Regions from separate parts of the Homo sapiens genome. Here region 1 is linked to region 2. A link is an interaction called in ENCODE POLR2A ChIA-PET data of the cell type or tissue named here. Cell type or tissue: Panc1. All regions are shown on one strand. Each heading gives the region's core, and the rest is flanking DNA. Links, peaks and the distances in the headings are about the cores only.

The links. Peaks named below come from ENCODE experiments on the same cell type or tissue, not always from the same donor. Only the 100,000 strongest peaks of a DNase experiment are listed, where the experiment ranks them.
Region 1: POLR2A ChIA-PET joins it to region 2 with 10 read pairs; 2 of 35 experiments call an interaction of 5 or more read pairs at or near these places.

The regions. Positions count from the first base shown.
Region 1 is chr10:53,217,225-53,233,965 of GRCh38, reverse strand. No RefSeq gene overlaps it. Among named protein-coding and RNA genes, the nearest start is that of LINC02672, 200 kb to the right of the region's middle. In Panc1, for the core only: no CTCF peak of the experiment used is centred there; no DNase peak of the experiment used is centred there.
Region 2 is chr10:53,142,272-53,159,012 of GRCh38, reverse strand. It overlaps LOC105378310 (a long non-coding RNA gene), which reads right to left and starts at 7,210. Exons shown (of 3, transcript XR_945975.1): 1 at 7,091-7,210; 2 at 412-652. In Panc1, for the core only: no CTCF peak of the experiment used is centred there; no DNase peak of the experiment used is centred there.

The DNA of each region.
Region 1 (16,741 bases), core at 4,267-12,266, 75 kb before region 2:
TTCCTGCCTACTAACAGCTGCAAGAACAATTTAGAGTCTGACCCTGACACTTGACTCCATGTTTCTTTGATTTACTTTTTCCCAGGACAGTAGGAATTTTTGTTGTTTTTCTTAAATTCACATCTCAAACAGTGTATGCAAGGTTAACTGATTTTACCTCCTAACTTTTAAGTTCTGTGGAACATTAGAAAATGTCTATAAAACATATATGTATAAAAATTATCGAAATTTCCTTTCCTAAATTATCAGTTCTTCTAAAGTTCTATTGGATATGGAAAATGCTCTCAGGTTTCCCCCTGCTTCTCAGAACTCTGGGAGACTTCACGATGGATCCTGACACTGTTGTTTTCTTGAGCAAAAAGCTGGCAGTCATGCCTAAGTGGCTAATTCTGGGTCTATTTATTATCTTTGCTCTAGTTCTTGCTATATATTTAACACACATAACAGACCTGACATAGCTAAACTGAAAAACCTCTGGTTCTGAAATCTTGGAGGCTTGTCTGTATACCTAGAATCACCTAGAATTAATACCTTTTACATTAACACAGTCATGCCAAAGACTCCTCCTGCAAAACAGTGGAAAAGTGAGAAAAAAAATTCTCAGGCACCTGCAGCAAACATACTACAAAGTATGAATACATGACATATTCAATGTATTTTATTACTAAGCAACCATATTTTAAGTTAATGGTGTCAGGGTCGTATTAAAAAAAGAAAGCAAGATCTCTAGAGAAATCACTATAAAAGATTCAATGGCTACAAAAACCCATTGTCTGAGCAATTGCACATATAAAATCAAAATCTGTGAGGAACACAACTAAGGATTCTAACAAGCCAATTGAAATAATATCTCTGGTTAAACTAACTGTGGAAAATTAAGCTATAGTGCGGACAAAAATAGACTCCAATGTAGAACTGCTGTTTATCTTATCTCATTTATATAAATAGCATGCAACATGTGCATATTCAATGTAAGATCATTTATGAGTAAGAATAGATATAAAATCTCTCATGGAAAATTCTGCAAAACAAGATTTATTTCTAACTGTATACCACATAGTACAAGTATTTTATGAATTGGTATAGCAGGTAATAGAAATCCAACTAGATTGAACTGTATTAATGGGTGAAGTCTCTTTTAAGTATTAACTTTTAGAAAATACAAAGACTGAACTCTATGAGCCCTGAAGAAAGGAAAGCTGTTGGTTTCCTCTTGTCACCTCTAATTCAGGCATATCAATATTGGCAGATGAGTTGCAATTGTGTAATTACACTGACTGTTTTTAATTCTTGATCCATTTAAAAGCCATGTGATAGTGCCAAGTTATTTAATCTTTATGATTATCATTTTCCCTTTTTAATGGAGAAAATAATACTAACTCATAAATTTGTTATGAAGTTTAAATAAAGTAATGTTTAAAGGGGATTTGGATAATGGCTGGCACATGTTAAGTGCCCAACAAATGTTAGCTCTAATTAGCTAACAATAATATCTACTATAGAAAATTTGCATCAGGCTTCTCATTCATCTGAACACAGATACTTTATATCCCACCAACTCTTGGAATTGTGCATTTGTTCTCTATTTCAGTACGGTTTTATCTTCCTATTCTGTTTGATGAATCAGCATCTTCCTTGGGTTCCACATCTGCTAGCTCCTGTAGATGCACAATGCCGAAAGGCCCATATATTCTTACCAGCACATAGCAGCTATTCCCTATTCCCCAACTCATGTAAGTATGAGTGTACAAGTGTGAGATGGCAGATAGAGGCACATAATGCAAACTGGTTTGTGACATACAGGTGCTTAGAAATCAGAAAAGAGTTCTCATAAAGACCAGAATAATAAAAAGGGTAAAAAGTGTACAATCAGGAAAGTGATCCCTTTGAGAGACTACAACAACATCTTGTTATAGAAGAAAGAGAGGTGAAAACGAAGAAAAAATAAAAACATATGCACACACGTATGCATGCCGACGTGTATGCCATCAATTTTAGTCCTATAATAGACACTTAATTATTCCATATATGCCCCTTATTAAGAAAATTTCCTTCTATTCCAACATTGTTGACAATGTTTTCTTTTTTTCCTAATGGGTGGTAAAATTTATAAATTTCCCTCTACATCTAATGATATAAGGTCTCTCTTCTTTAATTCTGGTGATATTATGAATTACATTGATTTTCATACATGGAAATAATTTTATTTATTTTTGAGACAGGGTCTTGCTCTGTTTCTTAGGCTGGAGTGCAGAGCCATGATGACTCACTGCAGCCTCGATCTTCCAGGCACAAGCAATCCTTCCACTTAGCCTCCCAAGTAGCTGGGACTACAGGCATGTACTACCATGCCAAGCTATTTTTTTTTTATTTTTGTAGAAGTAGGGTCTTTCTCTATTGCCTAGGCTTGTCTTGAACTCCTAGGCTCAAGTGATTCTCCCAGTCAGCCTCCCAAAGTGCTGGGATTACAGGTGTGAACCACAATACCCACCCTTGAAATAGCTTTTTTAAAAAAATTCTTGGGGAAAACTTCATTGTTTATGATGTATTTTTCTTTCTTATTAGTATCATTATTTAGATATAATTCATATGTTATACAATTTATACATTTAAATTACATAATTCATTGTTTTCTAATATTCATAAAGTGTGCAATCATCACTACAAACAATTGTAGAACATTTTCAAAACCCCCAAAAGAAACCTCATACTAGTTAGCAGCCACTGTCCACTACACCTCAACCTCCCCAGACCTAGATAATTGCTAATCTACTTTTTGTCCCAATTGATATTCCTATTCCTTTCATACAAATGGGATCATAATATGTGTCTTTTGTGATTGGCTTCTTTCATTTAACATAATGTTCTTAAGTTTCATTCATGTTGTAGCATCAGTAATTCATCTCCCCTTTTAAGATTGGCAATGTTTCTTATTCTAAATATTTAATAAAAGTTATCAATTGAACCCTCTGGTGTTAGAGTTTTCTTTATGGAAATAATTTGATGACAGATTTAAATACATTAATAGATATGGGGATTTTCAAATTTTCTATTTTCTATTGGTTTTATAATTATTTTTCGGGAAATAGTTCCATTGCAATTAATGTTTGAATGTGTCAGCATATTCTTTGTATTATCTTATCATTTTTATAACTCTATGATCTTTAGTGATGTCTCATTTCATTCCTGAGATTGATAATTTATATATTTTACTTGTTTTTGATAAGTATTTCTAGAACTTAATTTTATTTCGTACTAAAAACTGGCTCTAATTTTTTCTATTGTTTATCTGTTCTTTAGTTCATCCATTTCTTCTATTACCTTTATTATCTCCTCTATTAATTTGGTTTTAATTTGCTCATTTTTTTTAACCTCAGTGTGGAAGTTTAGATAACTAATTTTAAACTTTTATTTTTGAATAGGACCAGATTTTAAAGTTTTCATTTAAATAAATGCTATTTTATGAGCATCACCAACATTTTATGTTATGTATTATTATTTAGTTTAAAATAATTCCAAACCAATGGTTATCTAGACATTCACTATTTAATTTTCAACTATGTGAGGCTTTTCTATTTATTTTGTTTTTGTTTATTTCTAATTTAATTTCATTTTAGGCAGAGAGCATACTCTGTATGTTGTCAAAGTTTGAAATTTATTTCTGAAATACATCAGTCTATTTCATATGACAAAGAATATTTTCTTACAAACTCAGAGTACTTTTATCAAAACCCATGAATCATATTAATCAGAATAATATTATCTAATCTTGACCATATTTATATTTACCAGTTATTATTTCAGTGTAGTTTATAACAAAAACAATTTAAAAACAAACAAAAACTGGATGCAGGTTCCATCTAGAATCATATTTGTACTTGCTTGCCATGGTACTTTATCTTTTTCAAGTCTGGAATACCCTCTCAGTGTTTCTTTTTCTTCATTAACCTAGGCTTTTTCTTTTTTTATTGATACATAATAATTATACAAATTTCTGGTATACATGTGATATTCTGATATATGTATACAACATGTAAAAATCCTATCAGTGTAGTTGGGGTACCCATCACCTCAGCATTTATCATTTCTTTCTTGGGAACATTTTGAATTTTCTACTCTAGTTATGTTGAAATATACAATAAATTGTTTAGTCACCTAACTGTGCTATCAAATATTAGAACTTATTTCTTCTATCTAACTATACTTTGCATGCATTAACCAATGTCTTTTCATCCTCCTTTCCCATACCCTTCCCAGCTCCTGATAACCACCATTCTATGCCCTACTTCAATAAAATCAACAATGTGTGAGTTTCTTTTTCTCCACATCCTCACCAGTATCAGTTATTTTTTGTCTTGTTATAACAGCCATTCCAACTGGGGTGAGGTGATATCTCACTGCGGTTTTGATTTGCATTTCCCTGATGATTAATGATGTTGTGCATTTTTAAAATAATTGTTATCCATTTGTATGTCTTTTTTTAAGAAATGTCTACTCATTATTTCCTCATCGTTTAATCAGATGATGATGATGATTCTGCTGTTGAGTTCCTTATATATTCTGGTTATTAATCCCTTGTAGGATGCATAATTAACAAATATTGTCTCCCATTCTATGAGTTGTCTCTTCACTCTGTTAGTTGTTTGATTTCTAGCAGTATATATTTTTCTATATAAATTTTGTTGTCTACGTTTTGGAGATTGTACCCCAAAAATCCTTGCCAGGAAAAATGGCCAAAAGCAGTTCCCGAATATTTTCTTCTAATAGTTTCATAATTTCAGGTCTTATATTTAACACATTTGATTTTAATATATATATATTTTTACATGGTGACAGAAAGGAGACTAGTCAGTCTTATTCTTTTGCATATGGATATCTAGTTTTAACAGCACTATTTCTTGAAGAGACTTTTCTTTCCCAAATGTATGTTCCTGGCACCTTTGTTGAAAATGAGTTGGCTATAATGCATAGATTTATTTCAGGGTTTTCTATTCTGTTCCATTGGTCTGTTGGAATCATGCTATTTGTGTTATTATAACTTTGTAGTATATTTTGAAGACAGTGTGGTGCCTCCAGTTTATTCTTTTTGCTCAGGATTTCTTTGGCTATCTAGAATCTTTGTTGCTTCATATACATTTTAAGATTTTTTCTACTTCTGGGAAGACTGTCATCGATATTTTCCTAAAGATTGCATTGAATCTGTAAATCACTTTGGGTAGTGATATGGTTTTACTCTGTGTCCCCACCCAAATCTCATCTCTAACTGTAATCCCCACGTGTCGAGAGAGGGACCTGGTGGCAGGTGATTAGATCATGGGGGCAGTTTCCCCCACGCTGTTCTTGTGATAGTGAGTGAGTTCTCAAGATATCTGATGGTTTTATAAGGGGCTCTTCACCCTTGTCTCACTCTGTCTCTACCCTGCCACCTTATGAAGAAAATGCCTGCTTTCCCTTCCATCATGATTTCTCAAGTTTCTTGAGGCCTGCCTAGCCATGCAGAAATGTGAGTCAATTAAATCTCTTTTATTTATAACCAGTCTCGGGCAGTCTTATAGCAGTGTGAAAATGGACTAATACAAGTCTTAGCAACAACAATCTGACTTCTTTTTCAATTTGGATGCCCTTTTTTTTTTCTTTTGCATAATTACTCTGGGGAGAACTCCCAGCACTATGTTGAATAAAAGTGGTGAAAGTGGGCAGCCTTGTCTTGTTCCTGATCTTAGAGAAAAGGTGTTCAATTTTTCTTTATTAGGCATGATGTTAGTTGTGAGTTTGTCATATATGGCCTTTATTGGTTTGAGGTATATTGTTTCTATACTCAGTTTGTTGATAGTCTTTATCTTGAAGGAATGTTGAATTTTATTGAATGTTTCTCAGCATCTATTGAAATGATTATATAGCTTTTGTCCTTGTTTCTGTTAATGCAATGTATCATATTTATTGATTTATATATATGGAACTATCTTTATATTCCTGGGATAAATCCCAATTGTTCATGAGAATGATCTCTTTCATGTGTTGTTGAATTTGTTTTGCTAGCATTTTGTTAAGGATTGTTGGATCTATGCTCTTCAGGAATATTTGACTAGTTTTGTTTGTCTAGTTTTAGCAGCTGGGTAATGGCTGAACTCAGAGTGAGTTTGGAAGTATTTCTTCTTCAACATTTTTGAGTAGTTTAAGTAGAAGTGGTATTATTTCCCCCTTTTTTTTTTTTGGTAAAATTTAGCAGTAAAGCTATCAGATCTTGGACTTTCCTTTGATAAGTAACTATATTACTCCCTTGATCTCATTACTTATTATTGGTTTGTGCATGGTTTTCTGTTTTTACGTAGTTCAATCTTGGTAGGTTATATGTAGTTTGGAATTTATCCATCTTCTTTTAGGTTGTCCAATGTATTGGCATATAATTTTTCATAATAGCATCTAATCCCCTTTTGTATTTCTGTAGCATTAGTTGTCTCCTTTTTTTTGCTGATTCTATTTAGGTTATCTCACTTTTTTTCATAGTCTACTTAAATGTTATTTTTGTTACCTTCTTAAAAATTGGACTTCATTTCATTGATCTTTTTATCATTACTTTGGACTCAATTTTATTTATTTCTGCTCTGATCTTTCTTTTTTCCTTCTACTAATTTTGGAGTTATTTTCTTGCTTTTCTAGGTGCTTGAGATGTATCATTAGGTTGTTTATTTGTAGTCTTTCTACTTGTTTGATGTAGGCATTTATTGCAATGAACTTTCCGTTTTTTACTGTTTTTATGGTATCCTACAGGTCTTGATATGTTGTATTTCTATTTTCCCTTCTACAGATTTTTAAGTTTTCTTCTTAATTTCTTCACTGATCCATTGGTCATTCAGAAATATGTTTAATTTCCATGTATTTGTACTTTTTCTAAAGTTCCTCTCATTATTGATTTCTATTTTTATTCAATTCTGGCCATAAAAAAATTGGTACAGTTTCAATTTTGTTGAATTTTCTCACTTGTTATGTGGACTAACATATGATCTATGCCAAATGATGTTTCTTGTGCTGATGAGAACATATATTCTGCAGCTGTTGGATGACATGTTTTATAAATTTCAGTTAGGTTCATTTGGTATAGCAGTCTCGCTTTCTCTTTAGATCTATTAATATCTACTTTATATATTTTGATGCTCTGATGTTGACTGTATACATATTTACTTTTTTCTTTTTCTTTTTTTTTTTTTTTTTGAAGACAGGGTCTTACTCTGTTGTGCAGGCTGGAGTGCAGCGGTGTGATCACAGCTTAATGTGGCCCTGACCTGCTGGGCTCAAGCAATCCTCCCACCTCAGCCTCCCAAGTAGCTGTGACTACAGGCACATGATACCACATGCAGCTAATTTTTAAACTTACTTTCAGAGATGGGGTCTCACTATGTGGTCCAGGCTGGTCTTGAACTTCTGGGCTCAAGTGAGCCGCCTGTCCTGGCCTCCTAAAGTTCTGGGATTACACGTGTAAGCCACCATGCCAGCTCTGCCAGCTCACATATATATTTACATTTGTTATATCCTCTTGCTGAATTTACCTCTTTTTCAGTGTGACCTTCTCCATCTGTCTTACAGTTTGTTACTTGATGTCTGTTTTTCTGGTATAAATATAGCTACTCCTACTTTTTTGGCATGGAATACATTTTTCTATTCCTTTCCTTCACTTTTAAATGACTTTATAGGTAAAGTGAATTTTCTGTAGGTAGCACATAGTTGGCTGTATTTTAAATCCATTCAATCATTCTATGTTTTTTAATTTGAGAATTTATTCCATTTATATTCACTATTATCATTTTTACATAAAAACTTCCTACTGCCATCTTGTTATTTACTTTTTGGTTGTTTTGTAAGTAAGTCCTCTGTTCTTTTTTTTACTGTCTTCCTTTGTGGATAATAGATTTTTTTTTTTTGGTAGTATGTTTTGGTTCCTTGCTTTTTATTTTTAGTGTATCAGTTATAAGTTTTGATTTATGTTTACCATGAGGCTTACAAAAAAAATCTTGTATTTATAAGAATTTATTTTGAAAAAATAACTTTGATCCTGAAGGAATTAAAAAAACTGAAAATTTTTACACTTATCACCTCACATATTTTGACTTTTATTATCTGAATTTCCATTGTTGCCCATCTCTTAAGAAATTGTTGGAATTATTAATTTTTATGTAATTATCTTCATACTAGAGATGTAAATTGTTACTCGCCTCACTGCAGTAGTATTCAGAAATTGTTTGTGCACTTAGTTTTACTAGTGAGCTTCATACCTTCTGATATTTAATTGCACATTAGCATGTTTTCTCAGATTAAATAACTACCTTTAGCATTTCTTTTAATACAATTCTAGTGCTAATGAGTTTTTTCAGCTTTTGTTTGTCTAGGAAAGTCTTTATCTCTTCTTGTTGAAAGGACAGGTTTACTGAGGGACAATATTCTCGACTGCCAGCTTTCTTTTTCTTCAGGCCTTTGAATATGACATCCCATTCCTTCCTGGCCTGTTTGGATTCCAGTGAGAAGTCTGTTACCAGATGAATTCGTACCCCTTTATGTCATTTGCTTGTTTTCTCTCTCTGCTCTTAGGATTCTCTTTGTCCTTGACCAGTGAGAATTTTATTACTGTATACCTTGGAGTAGTCTTATCTGTGTAGGATCTGTTTGGTGATCTTTGACTTTTCTGTACTTAGATATTTATATATTTCTCTGGGTTTGAAAGGTTTTGTTATTTTTTTAAATCAGATCTATGTTTGGTTCTCCCTCAACCCTCCTAGATGGGCAATGACTCTTAGATTGGCCTATTTGAGGTTATTTTCTAGATTGGTAGGCATTCCTCATTCCTTTTTAATATTCTTATTTCCCTCTGACTGTTTAATTTCTTTTTTTTTTTTTTTTTTGAGACAAAGTCTCACTCTGTCACCTAGACTGCAGTGCAGTGGCGTGAACATGGCTCACTACAGCTTTGATCTCCTGGGCTGAAGTGATCCTTCTGCCCTAGCCTCCCAAGGAGCTGGGACTACAGGCATGCACCATCATGCCCTGCCCAGCCAATTTTTTAAACTTTTTGTAGAAATGGGGCCTCACCATCTTGCCCAGGCTGGTCTCAAACCACTAGGCTCAAGTGATCCTTCTGCCTTGAAGTGCCACGATTACAGGTGCCAGCCGCTAGGCCTGGCCTAACTGTGCATTTTTAAATAGCCTATCATTGAGATCACTAATTCTTTTACCTTTATTAGTTTTTCTGATGAGACCCACAGATGCATATTACAGTTCATCTAATATATTTCTCAGCTCCTGAATTTCTATTTGATTTTAAAAAATTATTTCAATCTCTTTGTTAAATTTACCTTATAATTTCTGAATTGCTTTTTAATGTTACTTTAAAGTTCTCTGAGTTTCCACAAGACTGCTATTTTGAATTCTTGATCTGAGAGTTCATTGGGGTCAGTCACTGACTTCTTGCTTTATCCAGTTGGGGAGGTCATGGTTCCTTGTTTGTTGTTTGTTAAGGATATATTTTTGTGTCTTCACGTTGAAGGATTACTTATTCCAGTCTTTACTGTCTCTCCAACATATGTGTGTTTAAAGGTTCTATGGATTCCTTTAACACTATATCACTGCTTTCTTTTTGACGTTAGATGACACCTTAAAGCCAGAGTTGCCATGGCTCTTGCAAAAAGTCCCAACTAGGGGAGTTAGAAAGGGTTTCTCCAGCTGTGTGGGGAGGCTGTCTAGGAGTTCATCCACAGAGGGCCTGTGAAGACTGCTTTCTATTGCGTAGTGCAGCTGAACAACCTCTCTAATTTGTATTCTTTTTTGTCTGAGTTGGAGAGCAGCCTGTGAGTTTTGCACTGGTGCTGCTATTCCCCATCTCTACTGTTTATATTCAGCTGTCCACAGGGGTCCCTCTCCACACAGGCAGTTACAATGCTCCCCTGAGGGAGAGGGCTGAGGCAGAAACAGCTGTTCTGTGTAGAAACCCAAGCTGATGGGGAAGCTGGCTGCATGCCTCATTGCCACTTTTTCCAGTATAGAAATCATTAGTCCAGGAGACTTTTCCACACAGTGCCTTACAGTACGGAAGGCAGGTGTACAGATAAAGAAGTCCATTTCTTCTAATTTCTGCTCAGTGTTTTACTTATTTGTGGCATTAGGATTTCTCATAAACCTCAGTTTTGAGTTCCAGGATATTGGTGGTGATAAGCTTGGCATTAGATACTTTTTTTTTTCATTTTATCTGTGGGAAAGTGAAGCCAGATTGTTGAAATCACTCTGTTTCTGAGGAGTACAGCTCAGTTATTTTGTAAAATATCACTAAATTGTATTATTTTTTATATTTCCTAAGACTAAATTCAAATTATTGATTTTGGGTAAGAATACTATTAATGTCTCTTTGTTAGTATATTTTATCAGCAAGAATATGATAGTGATGGTAGCCGCAGCCCATCTGGAGTGGCTGCAGCCATGACACTGGCTGCTGCAGGGGAGGCTTGGCCAGGGCTGTGCACTTCACAGAGCCAAGAGGTGCAGGAAGAGGCAGAAGCACCTCTCCTTTCCAAGTTGGAGGAGCTGGAGCCCCATCCTCCTGTGTACAGCTGTAGCCACCCAGCCACGAATGCAGACCCGGGCATCTCTGTACTCTTTGGGGCCCAGAAAACCCCCTGTCCCTGTAGGCTCAGAAGTACCTACTCCCACCGCCTGGCCTCTCTCTACTCCTCGTGCTCACTCTGATTTCAGAGCAAAGTTGTGGCTAAGCCTGGACACTGTCACGACATAGCCAAATGTGCCCATGCTCAGGGCAGCACTGACATGCTAGACTGCTGCCGCCTCAGCTCCCCCTCCAGACTTTGGGCACCAACGAGCAAGGAAGGGAGGCCAAGTGGGGGCTAAGGTCAGTTCACCACAGGCCTGCAGGTGCCCCTTGGCATGAACAGCCTGGGCATCATGAGCACTATGGACAGCAGGTTAATGGCATCAGGAGGCAGACAGACTCCTAGGCAGGAGTGGGTCCCCAGTAAACCCCACCTTTAGCCCAGGGATGGCCTGAGGCCTGGGAACTGGGCTGCCAGTTCCATGGACCGAAATGAGAACTTAGGTTGCTTTTTCCTGGCCTGCCCATGGCTGTCCATGAACGAATAAGCATGTACTTCCTCCCCTCTGAAGCCCATAAAAACCCCGGACTCAGCCAGACTTGAGCAGATGACTGGATGACCTGCTTGTGAAGAGGAACTAACTACTGTGGGTCTCCTCTCTGCTGAAAGCTAAGCAGAGGATGGATGACCTGTCCATGGAGAGGAGCTAGCCACTGTGGGTCTCCTCTCTGCTGAGAGCTAAGCAGACAAACAAACTGCCTATGAAGAGGAGCTTCTCACTGTAGGTAGGTCTCCTCTCTGCTGAGAGCTGAGAAAACAATGGAACAACCTGCCTGTGGAGAGAAGCTACCCACTGTAAGCCTCCTTTCTGTTGAGAACTGAACATTCATTGGGATGACCTGCTTGGGGGAGAGGAGCTACCCACTGCAGGTCCCCTCTGAGCTGTTCTGTCACTCAACGAAACACCTCTTTGCCTTGTTCACCCTCCACTTGTCCATATACCTCATTCTTCCTGGATGCAGGACAAGAACTTGGGACCTGCCAAATGGTGGGGCTGAAAGAGGTGTAACACAAACAGGGCTGAAACGTGCCCCTTGCTCACCACGTTACAGGTGACAAGGATAGAAGAGAGATGGAGATAAGAGCTGCAGCCCTTTGGGAAGCCCAGACCCAGGAGTTCTCCAAACCAGGCTGCAACACCCTCTTTGGGGCTTTGCAGTTCCTGGCATCTCCAAGCTTCTGGGTGCCACCACATTTCGCAGTGCTGTGGAGGGGGTTTGCAGTACTCCTGGTCCAGCTGCAGCCTCACAGGGAGCTGGCATCCATGCTGGTCCCTGGAGCTGCTCACCCTGCTGCATCTAGTGTGCCTGGCTGTGCACAGTGGCCAGGTACCATACTCATTTGCTCACACACCCCTCACCACTCCACACCTGGCTCACCCTTGGTAGGCTTGGGATCCAGGCCAGTAGCACAAGCCAAGTGCAACCTGCCACGCTGAGTGGGTAGAACAAGCCCAGTGGGCCCAAGAAAGAGTTGAGCAAAGGTGCCACCAGCCACAGAGGTTTCTGGCTGGAAAAGCTACACCCCAAGGATCCTGTGACAAAAGCTTTACCTTATTACTAGATAGTTTATTTTGAAATCTCCCACATCCAGTAACGCTTATATGTCTTATCGTCCCTAAATCTTCAGTTTCTTTACACCTCACCACTAGTTCTGTAAGGTCCAATTATATCTTGTCTGATCTACTCGAATAAACTTCTAATTGAGTCTACGACAACCATTCTTTTCTTCACTTTCAGACTTATCAGACTAAGGCATAGCATATATGAACTTTCTTTTTAGGGCCTAAACTTTCAAGAAGTACATAATTAAATTAACTTTTAAAGCCTTGTGTAATCTGATCTCAATATACCATACTAGGCTTATTTTTTTTTAACTCCAATGAGCACATAGTTATTAAAGACTAAGTTATTTGCTTCTGTATAAAATTTCTTAATAATTGTAATACTTTCCTTCTCCATGTATCACAAAACTCCTTTTTTACTCATTACAAAAACTTCTCATGAGTTCTTCATTTTATATATTTAATCACATCTGAATGAACTTGTCACCAATTTTACTTATTGAAATCTTAGCCACTTGTCAAGGTCTATTTCAATTACCATCTCTCTGATGAAGTCCTTTTAAAAATATTTCTAGTTTTTTTTTCTTGAACTGTCATACTGCCTGAATCTCTTTATAAATACTACATAATACTATTACACAATCGACCATGAATTTTTATCCTGCTTGGGGCGGCGGGGGTGGTATGTATAGACTAGTGTTTAAGAGAATTTGGCCTAAGGTCAAATTGCCTGTGCCCAATTCCTGGACTACAACTTCTAATTATGTAATTTCCCCAGCTCTTTTACCTCTCTGTGCCTCATAGAGGTTACCTAACTCATAAGCTTAATTCTATTATAAAGATTAGGTATAAAAACTCTTGTAAAGAAGTTATCACTGTGCCTGGGACAGATAAAGTGCTCAATAAAAATGAACTATCATTTTTATGTGGGTTTTGCCTTCTTAACATCATCCTTACATGCTCTCCCCTCACTATTATTTTCTCTCTCCTCTGCTTTCCCTCTCTGACTTTCTTATTTGATAACATATTCTCAGCACAGTTTCTGTAACTCATGCTGCCCAACTTAAACTCTAATTTTTATTCCTGTTGGAGTGGACTTTTTCAGACCTAATCCTATATCTAAAGTACCTGTTCCTGCTTAAAATCTTTCAGAGAATCCACATGGCTCATAGCATAGAGGTAAATTTCCTTACCATGACTTAAAATATCTTTTAAGTTTTGATTCTCCTTTTTGCAATTGTACTATTTTTCAGATTCATAAACTTCCTGTGATGTTTCAGAAAACTTGACATGCTAATGGAGCAACTTTTGTCTGCAATACTATTTATTCTATATTCTTCCTTTTTACTAAATCCAGTGAAAGCATTCTGCCCTCATTCAAGATTTTAGCTGAAGGATCATATTTCTGATTATTTCCTTTCAATCACACAAAGCCAGTCACTTAGGTCATATATTTACATGCCATGCAACATACTGATTGCTAACAGAGAAGATATAACTTTATTGTTTATTTGTCTATCTATCATTATTAGCAAGTCATCAACTTTATATCTCTGATATTTAGTGCACTGAGTATGGTGGTTTTAATAGAATGCTCAGTAAATATTTTTGAGCAGATAAACAGGTAAATGTTGTTAATAATGTAACAATTATTGTGTTGATCAGGACAGACATAAGGCATTAGATTTTCCTTTGGAAGAGGACATGCTTGATGATGTCCTCACTTAGAGACTTATACTGTTGGAGTCTCTATATTTAGAATACCACTAGATATAGTCAAGGAGGAAGCATAATAAAATATATATGGGAGTTTATAAGCTATCACTGGAGGTGATAGGCTCACCACTGCTCACTTGTAACCAGAATGGTGCAATTCCACCATGTCCCAGAAGTAAGAGAACTAAAATATTATGGATCAGAACTATTTATTACAAGATCAACACCTATGATAGTAAACTCTGAGCTCTTTAAGGGCACAAAATATATTTCATAATCTATACGTATTTAAAAAAACACACATACACATGGTTGCCCATAGCAACTATTCAGTAAATACTTTATAATGAGGGGCTATGTAATCTCATATTGATTTTAAACATCAATTCAAATAATGATTATAGTCTTAGGCAAAATATATATATAGGTAAATAAAAGTAAGTAGTTCTAGAATGACTTCATTTAGCTAAAAGGTTTGTAGATTTCATTCACTTTGATTTTTCATTTTCTTAAATCTCAACTGTTTCAACTTAGGAAACAATTGTGTTATCTGGAGTTTTTACTCCAGTGGATAATATAAATCATCCTTGGGACTTTGTCAAAACTCTTCCTCTGTTATTATTCTATTTTTAAATCTTTTAACATTCTATGGTAAAACACTGTCATCTACAAACAATCATATGTAGGGTGGTTTAATAACACTTTTTTGTGGGAAATTAAGTGTCATATTTTCACACCATGCTAATTATCTTCAGTGTAAACGTTTTAATTCTTTTCTAGTTCCACTGAACACAGCTCTCTTTCTGACCTAACATAACCTTTGTGCACTCAATTATATTTCTGTAGAAAAATTACTGTTTTTGAATTTCCACTCTGGAATCCTTCCAGTGGTTCTCAGGCTTATATTCTTGACCTTACTGAACAAGCATGAGTGGGTGAAATCTTACTGAAAGTGGCATGAAAGATATTCCAAAGTATTAAGCCTAAACATTGATGATATATAATTACAGTGTTGTGATGAGAAGCTTCTTGATTTTTGAAACCCTAAAACTTTTGAAGTTATTTGGAGGATATGAAAAGTACAATTTAAAAAAGAAAATTAAAACTTTTTTTCTAAATGTCATATATGTGTATACTATATTAAAATGTAGTTGTACAAAGAGGAAAGTATCTAAACACATTGTCCCCCTGACATAAAATATTCTATGAGAGCCCTATTCCTCTGATATTTTGTTTCGGTGACTTAAATTCAAAATGACACACTTGTTACATTATTTCAAACCTTGCTACCTAAGTAATCCAGATATACATGAAACTAGCAGTAATATGAAGAATGATATGATTTATGTCTCTTTTCAAGTTTTCATTTAATTATTTAAAAGTAAGTCATAGGTAGTTCAGTCCAGAAAAAAATTGGACAATAAAATATTCTTATTTCCTTTCCAACAGGATCCTCATCCTCATTCAACAACATATGAGGACTTTCTTCCCCCTCTAGTATCTTTTACTCTTCTCAGCTGATTCAATATAGAAGAATAACAGCATAACACAAATAATACGCTAGAATAGATGCACAAAATTTACCACTCAGTACTAAGAGAACAGACATTTTTAAGCAAACTTTGAACACAGGAAACACTGATTATAATGGTTCAAAAATTACTCTCACTGAATTCTAATTTATATCACAAATAATATATTTTCAAAAACAACTTATTTAAAATAAAAAATCACAATAAAATTTTTTTATAAACCCCATGTATCTGGAAACTACATGTTAATGAGAAACTCTTAGTTAAAAATCAAAATATCATAGAGGCTATAAAATGATTAGGATTGAATGTTAAAGACACTTTTACAGGCCAAAATCTATGAGATACAGTGGAACTAATATTCTACATTCTACATTAAATGTTTCATAAAATTGCTCCTTTGTATATATTTATCAGAACATGAATAATTAAAAATAGAAATAAAAAACTAATAATACTCTTTTCAGTACAACCGGATAAGTGTAAAAACATGAATATAAAGAATAAATTCCACATAAATAAAATGGCAATATTAAAAAAATAAATAAAGAGAAATAATAAAACTAGCAGCTGGATCTTTTACAAACAATATAATAATAATATAATAAAGCCTTATCAAAATTTATTGAGTTAAGCAAATAAAAATAAAAACGACAAAAAGAACAATCCAGAGATAACAGATTAAAAGAATAAAACAATTATTAAAAATGACATACTAATAAATTTTGTAATATTTAGTCACATGAATAAATTTCTGGAAGGTTTTTAATTTGTATAATTGTTTAAGAAAAGATAGAAACTTTTTTTAAAAAGCAGAAATTGAACTAACCAAGGAACATGTCTCTACCTTAAAGAAAATATACAGATAATGTTTACAGGTGTTTCTTCCAAATATTCAAGAAAAGGAATCTTCATATTATAGAAGGTATTCCAGAGTATATAAAAGAGGTGGAAAGCTGACCAATTCATTTTATGAAATGAAAAAATTAGCTAATCAGATTCCTGAAAAAGGATGCCAAATTTCTAAATATGAAATATTTATAAAATTAACTGCATAGTTCATTAATAGAAATACAAGATGATCGAAGATCAGAGAATCTAACAATAGAAATTATATTAATGAGTTAATAAATAACATCTTATGATTTTCTAATATTTTCAGGAAAAGCATGCTACCATATTAGTAACCTATTGATAATACAACTTTCAGGAACTTGAAATAGGAAACTTCATTAAATTGAAAAAACAAATTAATAGAGCAAACAATCTAATATTTGTAA
Region 2 (16,741 bases), core at 4,596-12,595:
TTCTTCAGCTACAAATTTAAAGAACTATATTAACCACATAAGTTAAAGCATTTAAATTTAATATCATAAATATTTTGTAAAATGATTTTCATACATGAATAAAAAGTCATTACTTTTAATATATGATATATCAAACTAAGCCAGATCAGTGCTTTATAAATTTCATTTGCTGTAGAGTGGTAGAGGGAAACAGCCCACCAAAAGAAGTTGTACCTCATTGAAGACAGAGACCATCTTAAGTTTTTGTTTTTAGAGAAAAGTCAATCTTTTAGCTATAATTGAAAAGTTACCAATTTTTATACTAATTTTACTGTTATCGCTTTTCAGTGGACAGGCCTAGTAAATATATGCATGTGTACCTATATTTGCAGACAATAGGCAAATTCTAGATGCACCACTTCCAACCCCTACCTCTTGGCATTCATGCCTTTGTGTAACTATCTCCCCTTGAATGTAGATAGACTTGTGACTTGCTTCTAATTAACATAATATGGTAAAGGTGATGGGAAGTCAGTTACTCCAACGATTGTGTGATGTTATATAAGCCTCCATCTTGCTAGCAGATTTTCCTTCTACTGGCCTTGAAGAAGCAAGCTGCCATGTTGTGAACTGCCAATGAAAAGTACACATGACAGGAAACTCCAGGCGGGCTCTAGGAGTTAAAAACAACTACTGTCAAAAGCCAGTAAAAAACTAAAGCTCTCAGTTCTACCATGACAAAGAAGTAAATTCTGACAACAATCTAATGGGATAGGAAGCAGATTATTCTCTAGTTAAACCACCAGATAAGAATGCTTCCAGCCAATCAGGTAAGATCATAAAGCAAAGACCCAGCCTAGGCGTTCCTGGACTACTGACCCACAGAAACTTGAGATAGTAAATGTGTATTGTTTTAAACATTTATCATAAGCTGTCATACAGCAATAGAGAACGAATATACTTCCATATACACATTTCTACATCCATCCATGGGTTCTTACTGATAACCTGAATTCCAATCCTACAAGACAGATGATTCTAGGCTTCTTCCTTTCCTTATTTGTAATTTTTTATTTGTATTTCTTTTTGCCTACAGTGAGAAATCCAAGTTTCGTTAACCATAGTATATTTACTTACAAATTTATATACACACTGAGAAGTTTCAGAATGTCTATCTTATAAATCACATAAAATGTAAATGTACAACTATGGTATAATATTTGCATATAGTTATTTTTATCTTTATAAGAAAATGTTTGATGTTTTAAGGCTAAAGTTTACTAAGTTCATTTCTTCCTCACCTTGTTCACTGTGGTTATGTTAGTTTACTTGTAACAATCTTAGGATCATTTTTTATGTTTTGAGTTCTATTTACCTTACACTCTGGTTGATATAAATTACTTACATATGTTTTGAATATGTGAAACATTATATAGCTCTAAGAGTTAAAGCTGAACAAGGAGGTTTACGTCACTCCCTCATTATTCCTACTAGTCATTCCCATGTCCCCATTTTTGTACCCCCTTCCCAAGTACTTTCTACTAGTAATTCATCTCATTAGTTTCTGGAGTAGTCCTGTATTTCTGTTGCACAAATGAGTAGTCACAAGGGTATTGTCATGTATTTATTTGTTTCCAGTCTAACACTGACCATTTTGTACTTTCCTTTTAATTTAAACTTAGCATACTATGAAGTTTATTCCACCTCAGTTCAGACATATTTTCGTTATTATTTTTTTGAGACAGAGTCTCACTCTGTCACCCAGGCTGGAGTGCAGTGGCACGATCTCGGCTCACTGTAACCTCCACCTCCAGGGGTTCAATCGATTCTCCTGCCTCAGCCTCCCCAAGTAGCTGGGATTACAGGTACCCATCACCACACCTGGCTAATTTTTGTATTTTTAGTAGAGACAGGGATTTGCCATGTTGGCCAGGCTGGTCTCCAACTCCTGACCTCAGGTGATCCACCACCTAGACCTCCCAAAGTGATGAGATTACAGGCGTGAGCCACCGCATCCGCTCTATCATTCTTTTTTATAGCTGTAAAGTAATCCACTGTGTAGATCTAGCATAGTTTAATCATCTATTTTATGTATGAGTGCCTAGGTTGTTTTCATTGTTGTGGATTAAACAATACTGCAATAAATATCTATGTGCATAAGTATCCTTGTATTGTTAAAAATGTATTCTCAGGGGGGTACTTTCCTAGAAGTAAGATTACTAAGCTAAAAGGTTATGTGCATACATAGATATTTTTAGGTACTATCAAATTCTTCTCCAGATGTATGGTGCCTGTTTTCTATCAGATAATTTGGAAAATACCTACTTCCCTACAGCCTCACCAGTAGAATGTGTTGTCATACATTCTTGCAGTCTGATTAGGAGAGAAATTGTGTATATGTATGATTTTAATCTGTATTTATCTAATTATGAATAAATTGGAGTTTTAAAAATAAGATTGGGGTATTTTCATAAACTTGTTGAGAATTATCTTATGTGTTTTTCCTATTCAGTTTTTGTTCCTTTGTACTTCATCCATCAAATTATAAGATATATGTGTAAATACAGATACATACACACTAATGTTAGCCCATAGTCTTAACTATATGTTGCAAACATTTCCTTTCACTTTGACAGGTATTTTTTTGCCTTTTAGCCTAATTTTTTGTTATGCAAAGTTTGTGTCACTATATGTTGCGGGAAGTCAGGGATCCCAAACGAAGGGACCGGCTGAAGCCACGGCAGAAGAACATAAATTGTGAAGATTTCATGGACATTTATCATTTCCCCTATCAATATTCTTATAATTTCCTATGCCTGTCTTTATTTTAATCTCTTAATCCCGTCATCTTCATAAGCTGAGGATGTATGTTGCCTCAGGACCCTGTGATGATTGTGTTAACTGCACAAACTGTAAAACATGTGTGTTTGAACAATATGAAATCTGGGCATCCTAAAAAAGAACAGGATAACAGTGATTTTCAGGGAACAAGGGAGATAACCATAAGGTCTGACTGCCTGCAGGGCCGGGCAGAACAGAGTCATATTTCTCTTCTTGCAGAAAGCAAATAGGAGAAATATCACTGAATTCTTTTCCCAGCAAGGAATAACCCTGGGAAAGGAATGCATTCCCAGGGGGCGGTCTCTGAAATGGCCGCTCTGGGAGTGTCTGTCTAATGCAGTTGAATTTAAGGGATGAAATACACCTTGGTCTCCTGTAGTGCCCTCAGGCTTGCTAGGATTAGGAAATTCCAGCCTGGAGTATTCTAGTCAGACCAGTTGTCTGCTCTTGAACCCTGTTTCCTGTTAAGATGTTTATCAATGACAACACATGCCCAGCGAGACATGGAACCTCATCAGTGATTCTGATTTTGCCCTGGCCTTGTGATCTTTTATTGCCCTTTGAAGCATGTGATCTTTGTGACTTGCCCCCTGTTCGTATCCCCCTGCCCTTTTGAAATCCCTAATAGAAACATGCTGGTTTTGCAGCTCAAGGGGCATCACAGAACCTGCTGACATGTGATGTCACCCCCAGAGGCCCAGCTGTAAAATTTCTCTTTGTACTCTTTCTCTTTATTTCTCAGACTGGCCGACACTTAGGGAAAATAGAAAAGAACCTACACTGAAATATTGGGAGCTGGTTCCCCCGATAACTATATGTGGTCAAATTTATCAATCGTATGTTTGTGATTTGGGAGTTAAAATAAGTAAGGCTTTATAAAACATTGAGATTACAAATAAATTCACTTCTTTCCCTCCTAGAGCTGATGATTTTGTATATTTGATTTAGTTAACTAACATATTAAGTATTTATTATTGTGTATGTGTTGAGGAGAGAAGCTCGGTTTATCTTTTACTGAAAGGTTATCCAGTTGCTCCAGCACCATCTTACAGTTTATTCTTGCCACCATATCTTGAGATACTAAGTTTATCATATACAATCATGTGTCACTTAACAACAAATACATTCTGAAAAAAAAGTATCATCATTAGGCAATTTCATGATTATGTGAAGATCATAGAGGGTACATACACAAATCTAGATGGTATAGCCTACTATACATCTAGACTATATGTATAGCCTACTACACATCTGGACTATATATATAGCCCATTGCTCCTATGCTACAAACCTATACAGTGTGTTACTGTACTAAATACTGTAGGCAACTGTAACACAACAGTATTTTTATATCTAAACATAGGTAAACATTGAAAGAGCACTGAGAAAATGCATTATATATGAGATTAAAATAGTACACTGTATAAGGCACTTACCATGAATGGAACTTGCAGGATTGGAAGTTGCTCTGAGTGATTCAGTGAATGAGTGGTTAGTGAATGTCAAGGCCTAGGACCTTATTGTGTACTACTGTAGACTTCATAAACACTGTACACTTAGGCCACACTAGATTTATTTTAAAAATTTCTTTCATCAATAGCAAATTAAACATTGCTATCTGTAGCTTCTTTGTATTATAAACTTTAATTTTTAACTTCTTGACTATTTTGTAATAGCATAGCTTAAAATACAGGTACATTATACAAGTGTACATAAATATTTTGTATCTTTATTCTATAAGAATTTTTAATGTTTCAGACTTTTTTGTTAGACATTAAGCCCCAAACACACACATTAGCCTAGGTATACACAGGTCAGGATCATCAACATCACTGTCTTCCCCCTCCACATCTTGTCCCACTGTGGAGGGCCAATAACATACATGGAGCTGCCATCTCTTATAATAATGAAGCCTTCTTCTGGGAAGACTTGCTCGAGGCTGTTTTATAGTTTATTTTTTTTTAATAAGTAGAAAGAGTACACTCTAAAATAATAAGAAATAATAGTACTGTATAGTAAATACATGAACTAGTAACATAATTGTTTAATATTATTATCAAGTACTATGTATTAGATACATAATTGAATGTGCTGTACTTTTATAGGAGTGGCAGCACAAAAGGTTTGTTTCCACCTGCATAACCACAAACACATGAGTAATGTGTTACAATGCAACCGTTGGCTATAACATCACTAGGCAAGAGGAATTTCTCTCAACTCTATTATAAACTTACAGGACAACCATCATATATACAGTTCATCATTGACCAAAATGTTTTTATGTGGTGCATGACTGTATTCAATTCCCATATGTATAGTGGGTCTAAGTGATGGCTTTCTGTTTTATTCCAGTGTTTTGTCTGTTCATGGACCAGTACAACAATGTTTTCATTACAGAGGTTTTATGATATACTGTAATGTCCAGTATGGCTAATCTTTCTATGTAGTTTGTATTTTTCTGTGTTTTCTAGACTATCTGTGCATGTCTGATTTTCTATATAAACTTTTAATTTGTCTAACTTTATAAAAATCCATGTGTGTATTAATTGGGATTATATTACATTTATAAACAACCTTGAGAAAAACTTAAAGTTTGTAATGTTGATTTTTCCTGTCTAAGAACAGAGAATGTCTTTCTATTTGTTATCAAAAGTCTTTAAAGTTATTTCCTTCTTTAAATTTTGAAAATTTCTTATTAACTGCAAAATAGGTAATCTGTTTTTTTTGCTATTGGCAATTGTTATTATATGTGTAAATGAGGGCTAATAATTTTGTTATTTCATTACTGGCTCACTTACTTTATTCTTTTATTGTTAAATCTAGTTTTATCATTTTATTGTTGCTTTTCTAGAGTTTTCCAAGCATACTATTACATTACTTGTAAAGATAGATGGTGTTAACTCTTTAGCTGTTATGCTTCTAATTAATTTATCTTATCTAATTATATTGGTTCATACCTCCATTAAAATTTTAAATAGTAATAGAGTATGAACATTTTTGCCTTGCTCCTGACATTAGGGGAAATGTCTCAAACCTCTACTGTATTTCCCCAATAATTAAGATTAAGGTATATGAGTGTGCATGTGTGTGTTGAATGTGAATACATACACATATACATGTAATTTTATATTTTGTGTGTGTGTGTATATATATGTATCTCTTAGTCCTAAAGCAAGTATTTCAATTATTATAATATATATCATCTCTTAACTCCTATTTAGTAAGTTGAATGTTTTTGTGAGAAGTAGGTATTGAATTCAGCACTTACAGAGGTAATTGTATTAAAGCTTACTTTAATTCTATTAATATCATATATGATATTCATTGAGATCCTAATATCAAGCCAACCTTAAATTCTAATAATAAATACTACTTGGTCAGGATATAGTCTATTCTTGATATGCTATTGAATTCTGTCTAATATTTTATTTAATATCTTAAATTGATGTACATGAATGGTAATGGTTATAGGTTTTTGTACTGTTTTATCAGATTTAAATGTAATGTTATACTTATTACCAGAATGGGAAGTATTATTTTTTACATTTTATAGAATAACTTGTTGGTCATTGAAATGAGTTAATGTTTTAAAAATTGGTAGAATTTCCATGTGAAATCATTATAGTCCTGGTAGATTTATTATTATTATTATTGGTAGAGTAATTCCCTAATTTTCCCTTTTGATATTTAAAAAATGTCATCTTTGGATGGTTGTTTCCCTTCCTCAGAGCTTTGAGCACAAGTTCTTTGGGGATAAGGAAGACCTAAGGAGGAATCTGTGTTGTTTCACTATTACACTGAATAATTACTGTTAGATTTAATTATATCCAATGTATTTTGCCATCTCTACAGACAAGTTTATCCTTTAAGTAAATACAGCATAGCCTTCTTCATACATGCTTAGACCATGAATTTTCCTACTTGTCAGAGTTTAGGTTACTAAGTCTCTCAAAGTGTCTGTTCTTAACTTTATTCTCAGAGGTTGTCGCATATAGTCAGTGCATGACTTTCTCCTGTAGAAGTATGAGCATAAATAACTGAAAAATGATGTAGTATAAAACATCTAGTTCTCAACTTAAACAAAATAAAAATATTGAAAATATATATTTACAGTTTTACCAACCAGCAGTATGTTATGTTATCCATTTTTTAAATCTCAAAAACCTCTCTTAAGTTCAAATTGAAAATAAAAGCACCTTATAGATTTGGGCTCCATCTGTGGCATAGAAAGAATATGTTATATTTTTCAAAAGCTGCATTTTCTTCCTACCTGAAAGTATTTCTGCAAGAGTATCAATCATTCAGGATATTATTTTATTCCACTGGTTTGGCGGGGAGGAAACTAAGATGATTTGTTTATACCTCTTCATTTACAAGTTGATATTGTCAAGCAAATACTAACTTATCTGAGGAAAACAAAATGCAGTAATAATGGGTAGAGTCAGTTGGATTATTTACATGGTCCAATAGTAAGAGAATATATGAGAAGATTTTTAAAATGTACTAATGCTCCTATAACCTGGAACTCCTATGCTCAATCCTCCCACCTCAACCTCTCGAGTAGCTAGGACTACAGGCAGAGGCCACCATGCCCAGTTAACACCTTCCCTATGATCCTAGGACTCTTGAGAAATCCCTTCTAGTTCCTCAGAAACATGTTATGTAGTAGATGAGGATTTCTCACTCTTTTAAGCCAGTTACTTCTCTTGATAAAGACAAAATCTCAAGCAATCTCTTGTAATCATTTGAAATCCTAACTTAATATATATTAAAACTAAAAATAAATGTAACAGGAAAGAAATGTTAATTTGCTTTCCACACATAGCTTTCTGCTATGAGTCCCTGAAGCAGTGTGCCTCAATCCTGAGCTGCTGTTGTCTTACTTTATTCACACAATCAGAGAGAAAAAATTGTTTTGGAATGGGAAGAGCTACAAAAATCGAAAGAGAGGAGGTAGGTGCAAGGTAGGCTCATAATTTCAAACCAGAGGCGTAACTAGAATAGTGTATTTATGTATCCATAGAAGAAGTGATGCTGGGCTGGCCATGGTGGCTCATGCCTGTAATCCCAGCACTTTGAGAGGCCAAGGCGGGAGGATCACTTGAGGTCAGGAGACAATTCTGGCCAACATGGGGAAACCCGATGTCTACTAAAAATACAAAAATTAGCTGGGTGTTGTGGCATGCATCTGTAGTCCTAGCTACTCTGGAGGCTAAGGCAGGAGAATCGCTTGAACCCAGGAGGTGGAGGTTGCAGTGAGCCAAGATCGCACCACTGCACTCTAGCCTGGGCCACAAAGTGAGATTTAATCTCAGAAAAAAAAAAAAAAAAAAGAGGAGGAGGAGGAGGAGGAGGGGAGGGAGGAGGAGGAAGAATACTGAAAAGCAAACAGACTTCCCACCCTCACAGCAAGATTAGACCAAGATTAGTGAGAGAGCATTGTGATGCCTTTTGTTAAAAAGCATAAGTCATTAGCATTCCTAATTCTTCAGGAACTTTCATTAGAGCACCTTAAATAAATGAAAACTGCTATCCAAAGCCCACAAGTCTCTATCCAAACCCCAAGAACTTAAAAAGAAGTTAGTTCCTCCTCATCTATTCATCTGCCTGAATTCTATTTTTTCCTAAGATTCTGCCCTCTGAGGAAGCTGTTTTTAGAATTAAAGCATTAATAAAGTGGAGAAAATTAGATGATATGGGAAAGTAGATACAGAGTAGAAGTGTTTATGCAAAAACAAACACTAAAGGATAAATTGAACAAGGTGTAAGGTACTCATTTTATAAACTGTTCCATTGTGTCATGGAAAGTGAATCAGTTCCTCAATGAAGTCAGAGGGAGTTTTTTAGCATTTGGCAAAATTGTTTTAAATTCTGGCTGTGCTATTTAGTAGTTATTGGCAAATTAACCTGTTTGAGCATGAGTTTTCTCATTTTAAGTTCAAGTTAATGCTTATGTTGTAGTTTTGCTGCAATGTTTAAATGAAGTAATGAATTCTGAAGCCAAGACAATGGCTTTACTCTTAAAATTATTATTAACATTCACATGTTTAGCTTATATATAGTTTCTATATTCTGTGACTTGAGAGAATTAAAGACAATTTCAAAGAAACATGGGCAATCTCGAGGTGATACACCACAGAGTACAGAGAGAAAAAAATACCTTTATACTTTTAATACCATTACTCAAATGCAGACACTAAAGGATCCAGATGCAGTTTTGATGCTTCATTAGTATGTAAATAAAGAGAAGCAATTTCAGGAGCAAGAAAATGAGGCTATGTCTTAAGGGCAAAAGCTATAGAGTTGCAAAGGATTCACCCTCCAAAAAAGCAAAGTTATCACTACGCTGTCCATGTCCTGCAACCCACCTGCTCACCTTGGCCAGTTACATAGGCTGCTCTGACTATAAGTACGATAACGATGCTATTACAAAGGATTCATTTGAATCATTGATGTGAGAGGTATTGAATCAAACAGCTTTTCTCAAGAGACCATGAGAAAATTAAATAAGGAGGATTTTGGCCTTGCTGTTTTAATAGCATGCCTTTCTTTATGCAAATGTAAATTATCATATATTTAGAAAATCATCAAATATCATCCACTCCTGCTACCTTCTCTAATTATAGTTCATGGCTTATGTGTAACATGATGCCATTTGAGATACTCTGCTGGTTTTTGCTTCACACTCTCCTAATTAGAACTCCTATACTCATAGGACAGTTCTCTTGGAGCCAAGGCTCATAGCTCATTCATAGGACTTATGGTAAAGCAACGTAAAGCAGCCTATTCTCGTGTTCAAGCTTCTAATGTGTTATAGATCATTATTTCCTTTTGTTCTCATTGTTACCCAGCTTGACCTTCAGCGTTATCTAACATGGTTCTTTATAAATATAAGTGTATATTTGAATCACCTACAGATTCTGATTCATAATGTCTAGTTTGGGTCTAAGACTGTGCATTTCTAACAAGTTCCCACTTAATTTCCAGATAATACTTCAGGTCCAAGGTTCACATTTTGAAAACTAAGCCCCTTCCCTTTGGCTCTTTCTACTCCTAGCTGGCTCATGTAAGCTTTTGCTCCTCTTAGACAGCCACCATTAGACAGCCCCTTATTTTAGGTTTAATGAGAAGAGAGGAGAAGCCAACTCTTGCTCCTTTGTTTCTTTCACCCTTGCAAATTCTACCTGGTTTAGTTTAATATTGTCTTCAAGTCTAGCTAATTTACTTCCAACACCAGTACTAGCATGATATTATTCAAATAAATGAAATTAAATTGAATCAATGAGTTATTAGTTTTCAAATCTAAGAGAAAAGCTAACATTTCCACTTTAATATCTGGTAATATAAGTGGATAGTATGTACAAATAGACAATTTGCAGATATTTCATTAGTGGCATCACATAGTTATTTTCAGAATACATTATGAATGAACATAGCTCCTCAAAATAAAAGGAATATTTTGTTTAATGACTAAATATTAGTCTTTATGATTTAGAAAAATAAATTAAGAAATCCCTCATTACCTTTTACATTTCCAGATAATTCTGATATAGTTGGGGTTTCATGATATAAATTAAGTTCAAATTCAATTTGAAAATCAAAGACAAACTATAGAAAGGAACAAACTGATAAGGCCTATTATAATTCTGGAGTTCTAGGTATCTATAAATGTTGTGAGCCCACAGCTTAGTTGTAAAAAGTTAAATGGCTAAATATTTTAATGACTTCAGGCCTACAATTTAAATACACAAAAAAATCTATAGACATATTCTTAGCAATTATATGGGTATGCATTGTATTAAAATACTCTTGTAGGCAAAATAAACCATTAATTGTGACTCTTTATGTAAAGTCAAAAATCAGTATACTAGTGAGTAAAACATTTTTAAAAAAGGAATGGAATAATACATATGTGAATTATTGTTTGATACTATAAACATTATAAAGATTCTAGCTAATTATTTCTAAAAGGAAACACCAGCAAATAAATTTTACAGAGTAGGTATTTATTTATTTATTTAATTTGGTTATCAGATGAAAAGTAAGTGTAATTTGAAAAAAATATATGATAAGGGTGCAAGCTAATATTGGGAGATCAAGTGACACAATTATTCCTATTTTTTTTACTTGCATGCAGTAATCCTCAATAAATGTCTCTCTAAATGAGCACCTTAAAACTGTCAGTCAAGAAAAATCAAGTTGATTAGACATAATGAATTAAAGCAGAAAGCCAGATTGATTGTGTCTTGTAGTATCAAATAAAGAAAACCAAAATGAGGAAAATATGGAGGAATAAAGGGTCTTAGAGATTAATGGAAGTAGAACTAAGGCATGTCTTGCAAGGTAGGAACCTTATTGTGAGTGGGCAGGATAAATAACAAAATAGCTTTTTATTAATAGGGATAGCGAGATAAGAATCTTGAAAAGAGTATCAGTAAACAAGATGTTAAGAATATTTTTAAGAATATAAATCCCTGGAATGCAAGGCTGGTTCAACATATGCAAATCAATAAATGTAATCTATCACATAAACATAACCAATGACAAAAACCACATGATTATCTCAATAGATGGAGAAAAGGCCTTTGATAAAATTCAACACTGATTCATGCTATAATCTCTCAATAAACTAGGAATTGATGGAACATATCTCAAAACAATAAGAGCTATTTACAACAAACCCATAGCCAATATCATACGGAATGGGCAAAAGCTGGAAGCATTCCCTTTGAAAATCGGAAAAAGACAAGGATGTCCTCTCTCACCACTCCTATTCAACATAGTATTGGAAGTTCTGGCCAGAGCAATCAGGCAAGAGAAAGAAATAAAGAGTATTCAAATAGGAAGAGAGGAAGTCAAATTGTCTCCATTTGCAGACGACATGATTGTATATTTAGAAAACTCCATCATCTCAGCCCCCAAACTCCTTAAGCTGATAAACAATTTCAGCAGTCTCAGGATACAAAATCAATGTGCAACAATCACAAGCATTCCTTTACACCAATAATAGACAAGCAGAGAGACAAATCAAGAGTGAACTCCCATTCACAGTTGCTACAGAGAAAATAAAATACTTAGGAATACAACTTATAAAGGGACATGAAGGACTTCTTCAAGTAGAACTACAAACCACTGCTCAATAAGAGGACACAAACAAATGAAAAACATTCCATGGTCACGGATAAGAAGAATCAATATCACGAAAATGGCCATACTGCCCAGAGTAATTTATAGATTCAATGCTATTCCCATCAAGCTACCATTGACTTTCTTCACAGAACTAGTAAAAAAACTACTTTAAATTTCATATGGAACCAAAAAAGGGCCCATATAGCCAAAACATTCCTAAGCAAAATAAAGCTGGAGGCATCGTGCTACCTGACTTCAAACTATACTGCAAGTCTACAGTAACCAAAACAGGATGGTACTGGTATCAAAACAGATATATAGAGCAATGGAACAGAACAGAGCTCTCAGAAATACCACCACGTATCTATAACCATCTGATCCTCAACAAACCTGACAAAAACAAGCAATGGGGAAAGGATTCCCTATTTAATAAATGGTGTTGAGAAAACTGTCTAGCTATATGCAGAAAACTGAAACTAGACCCCTTCCTTACACTTTACACAAAAGATTAACTCAAGATGAATTAAAGACTCAAATGTAAAACCCAAAACCATAAAAGCCCTAGAAAAAAATCTAGGCAATACCATTCAGGACATAGGAATGGGCAAAGACTTCATGACTAAAACACCAAAAGCAATTGCAACAAAAGCCAAAATTGACAAATGGGATCTAATTAAACTAAAGAGCTTCTGCTCAGCAAAATAAACTATCATCAGAGTGAACAGGCAACCTACAGAATGGGAGAAAATTTTTGCAGTCTATCCATCTGACAAACGTCTAATATCTGGAATCTACAAGGAACTTGAACAAATTTACAAGAAAAAAACAAACAACTCCATCAAAAAGTGGGTGAAGGGTATGAAAAGACACTTCTCAAAAGAAGACATTTATGCAGCCAACAAGCATATGAAAAAAGCTCATCATTACTGGTGATTAGAGAAATGCAAATCAAAACCACAGTGAGATACCATCTTATGCCACTTAGAATGGAAATAATTAAAAAGTCTGGAAACAACAGATTCTGGTGAGGATGTAGAGAAATAGGAGTGCTTTTACACTGTTGGTGGGAGTGTAAATTAGTTCAATCATTGTGGAAGACAGCATGGCGATTCCTCAAGGATCTAGAACCAGAAATACCATTTGACCCAGCAATCTCATTACTGGGTATATACCCAAAGGATTATAAATCATTCTACTATAAAGACACATGCACATGTATGTTTATTGCAGCATTATTTACAATAGCAAAGACTTGGAACCAACCCAAATGCCCATCAATGATAGACTGGATAATGAAAATGTGACATATATACAAGATGGAATACTATGCAGCCATAAAAAAGAATGAGTTCATGTCCTTTGCCAGGGCACATGGATGAAGCTGGAAACCAGCATCCTTAGCAAACTAACACAGGAACAGAAAACCAAACAGCGCATATTCTCACTCATAAGTAGGAGTTGAACAATGAGAACACATGGACATAGGGAGGGGAACATTACAAAATGGGGCCTGTTGTGGGGTGGGAGGAAAGGGGATGGAGAGCATTAGGACAAATACCTAATGTATGTGGGGCTAAAACCTAGATGATGGGTTGATAGGTGCAGCAAACCACCATGGCACATCTATACTATGTAACAAACCTGCACATTCAGCACGTGTATCCTAGAACTTAAATAAAAAAATATAAATCATTCTACCAAAGAGACACATTCATTTTTCATATGTTCATTGCAGCACTATTCACAATAGCAAAGACACAGAATCAACCTAGGTGCCCAACAATGGTAGACTGGATAAAGAAAATGTAGTGCACATACATCATGGACAACTACACAGCCATAACTGAAGGAAATCATGTCCTTTGCAGCATCATGGATGTAGCTCCAGGCCATTATCCTAAGTGAATTACACAGGAATAGAAAGCTAACTACCACATATTCTCACTTATAAATGGGAACTAAACATTGGGTACTCACTGGCATAAATATGGTAATAATAGACATTACAAACTACTGGAAGTGGGAGGGAGGAAAGGGGGGGCAAGGTTTGAAAAACTAAATATTGTGTATCATGTTCACTACCTGGGTGATGGAATCAATCATACCCCAAATCTCAGCATCATGCAGTATGCCCACGTAACAAATCTGCACAGGTACCCCATGAATCTAAAATAAAAGTTGAAATTATAAGAAACAAGACTAATTTTATTATACAATCTTTAAAGAGATTTTAACTAAAGAGTTTTAGTTTGTGCTCTGTCTTATATTCTAGGAACAATGTTCCCTAGAGGAAATATCTAAATGTTTTTGTTTGTTTGGTCTCATATTATCGAAAATATTGATATAATATGAAAATATGCCTGATACAGTATTGTTTAACAGAGTCACAGAAGAGTATTCCTGGTCCCTTTACTGTTATTTTTAAAAGTTGTTGAACAGCTTTGTAGAGCTATAAACCATATAACATAAAATTCTCCCATTTGAAGTATTCAGTTTAGTGATATGTTGATATACTCATAAGGTTGTGTGGCTACCAATACGATCTAATTTTAGAACATTTTATTCATCCCTAAAATAAATCCAGTAATGCCTTGGAATAGGACTCCCTAGGTAACTTTGATATATCCTGTTAGTGAGTAAAATTTCCGATCATAGCCTTTCTGATCTCTTTAAGAAGCAAATTCTCTTGCTCTTTATGTTGGGTACTTAGTTGTTGATCTTTGGATGGGGCAGAAATGATGCAGTAGCATCTGAGATCATACTTCCTAGCAACGAAACAGAAAAAATACTAAAAGAAAGAGTATGATCAGAGTCTCTAATCTACTTCTAAGCCAGATATCACAAGTAAATTAATTAAATTAAGAACAGATTTTTTTCTCAATACTAAATTCCCATACAAAATATGACAGTATAGATTTGACCAAATTACTAACTTTTATGTTTTATTTCTAGTTTTGTGTTTATTTTTAGTAATACTAATGATACCACAGAGGTATACAGTGGTACAAATACAAACTTTTTCCTAAGGCAACATATGTTGCACACCAAGTGGCTAATGTTATATTGAAAGAAAATTTATTTTAAATTGCCAACTTTACAAATGCATGAACCTCTTAGGCAAGAAATGTTATTGTATTAGTAACATTGTTAGTACTTTTACCATTTCCTGATATATTATCCTAATTTTCAGGCTTCTTGTAAAGCATAAAATGAAGCGACTTTGGGGCAAAAGAAAGCAGAGCAAAATTTCCCTTACGGCGTTAAAGTTATTGCAAATAAGTTGTGTGGCTCATTTTTTATAATTGTTTAATTAAATTACTTTTGGATCTCATTTTTCCATAGACAGGAATATGAAAGGCCAAAATATGCCCTAGCTTATATCAGGAATCACCCTGATTATAGATATCCATCCCTACCTACCCTGTTATTAGTAGCTAATAGCTTTTTGTGTTGCAAAGCAAGTATATTAACTATTGACCAACTGGTAATTTTTGGATGAAAAGAACCCTATGCAATTATTGAATAGTATTATAATATTTTGCACCCACTCATCAAATTTGTGTTCTAGTGTCAAGTGATAAAATTTGGAGAAGAGATCTCATTGGGTATATCTAAATCAAAGGAGCTAGGGATTGAGCCTAGGTAGTGAGCCTTCCTTGTACTGTCTGTAAAATTGAAAGAGCATTTGAATCTGTTCTCGGGCTCTACTTCTGTGTGAGTTTGCTTTCAAAATTTAGCTCCTACAAAAGGTACCATAGTGCTGTTCATGTAGAAATCGTAATCTTCATTTCTATGTATGTGATGTTAAAGAGTTATAAACTCCATTGTTAGCAAAAGAATATGAGTACAAAACCAATAGTGGGTTTGGTTGCATGTTTTAGCAAAATCATGAGCAAACTGAAATCAGGTGTGCAATTTAAACCACGGTATGACTGAGGGTTCACAAAGCAAATTAAGGATAGGATCTTTATAGCTATCATAGTTAAAAAATAACAGGTGTCTATTAACATGCTAAAACCATAAGTCAACACAGAAGAAAGATAAATTTACAAATCTAGAAGATAAGCCTTACAAATCATTGTGTTTGGTCATCTGGATCTTGTTTTGTCAGTATTGGGTGGATGCTATCTACCCCATGCCATTGTCCACTTGATTTTAAGATCTCAACTGAATGATTGCCTGATACTTGAGTATTCCTAAGAATCCTTCACTTGAAGTTTCTGGCTGCAAAACTTTTCCAGAGATATGAGAGTTGCATGTATCCTTAATTAAGACCCCCCTTGGAGTTTTACTGCTATGCCAATTGTTAACAGTATCCAATAAAGTTTTTTCCTCTGGAGTTTTAGGGTCATCATTAAATGATTTCCAGACATAAGGAAATGACATTAATCTCTACCATTAGACTAGCTGCCTTGTTTGAGACATTTGCAGTATTTGACTATGGCTGCTTGTAAAATGTTATAGTTCAAAATTTGAGATAACATTCCTAAGCACAGGGGCTCATTTGTCATTAACTCATAATGGGGAAGATGATAAACCGCAGAAGGAATTGATCACTTTTTCTTTAAAGCCAGTGATAAGACTCAGGCAATGAAAATTCAGGTGGCCCAGGTAAAATATGTGTTGAACGAGTTGTTTTGTCTTACTCTACAATTTATTTTCTCTTATGAGCTTTTCTTTCTAATTGCACAGCTTCTGCTATCTAGTGTAGAGAAGCTTTTTCCAAAGTTTCTCAGAACTAGTTAATAGGAGGAGCAGGTTGCATAAACAAACATATTAAGTAACTACTACA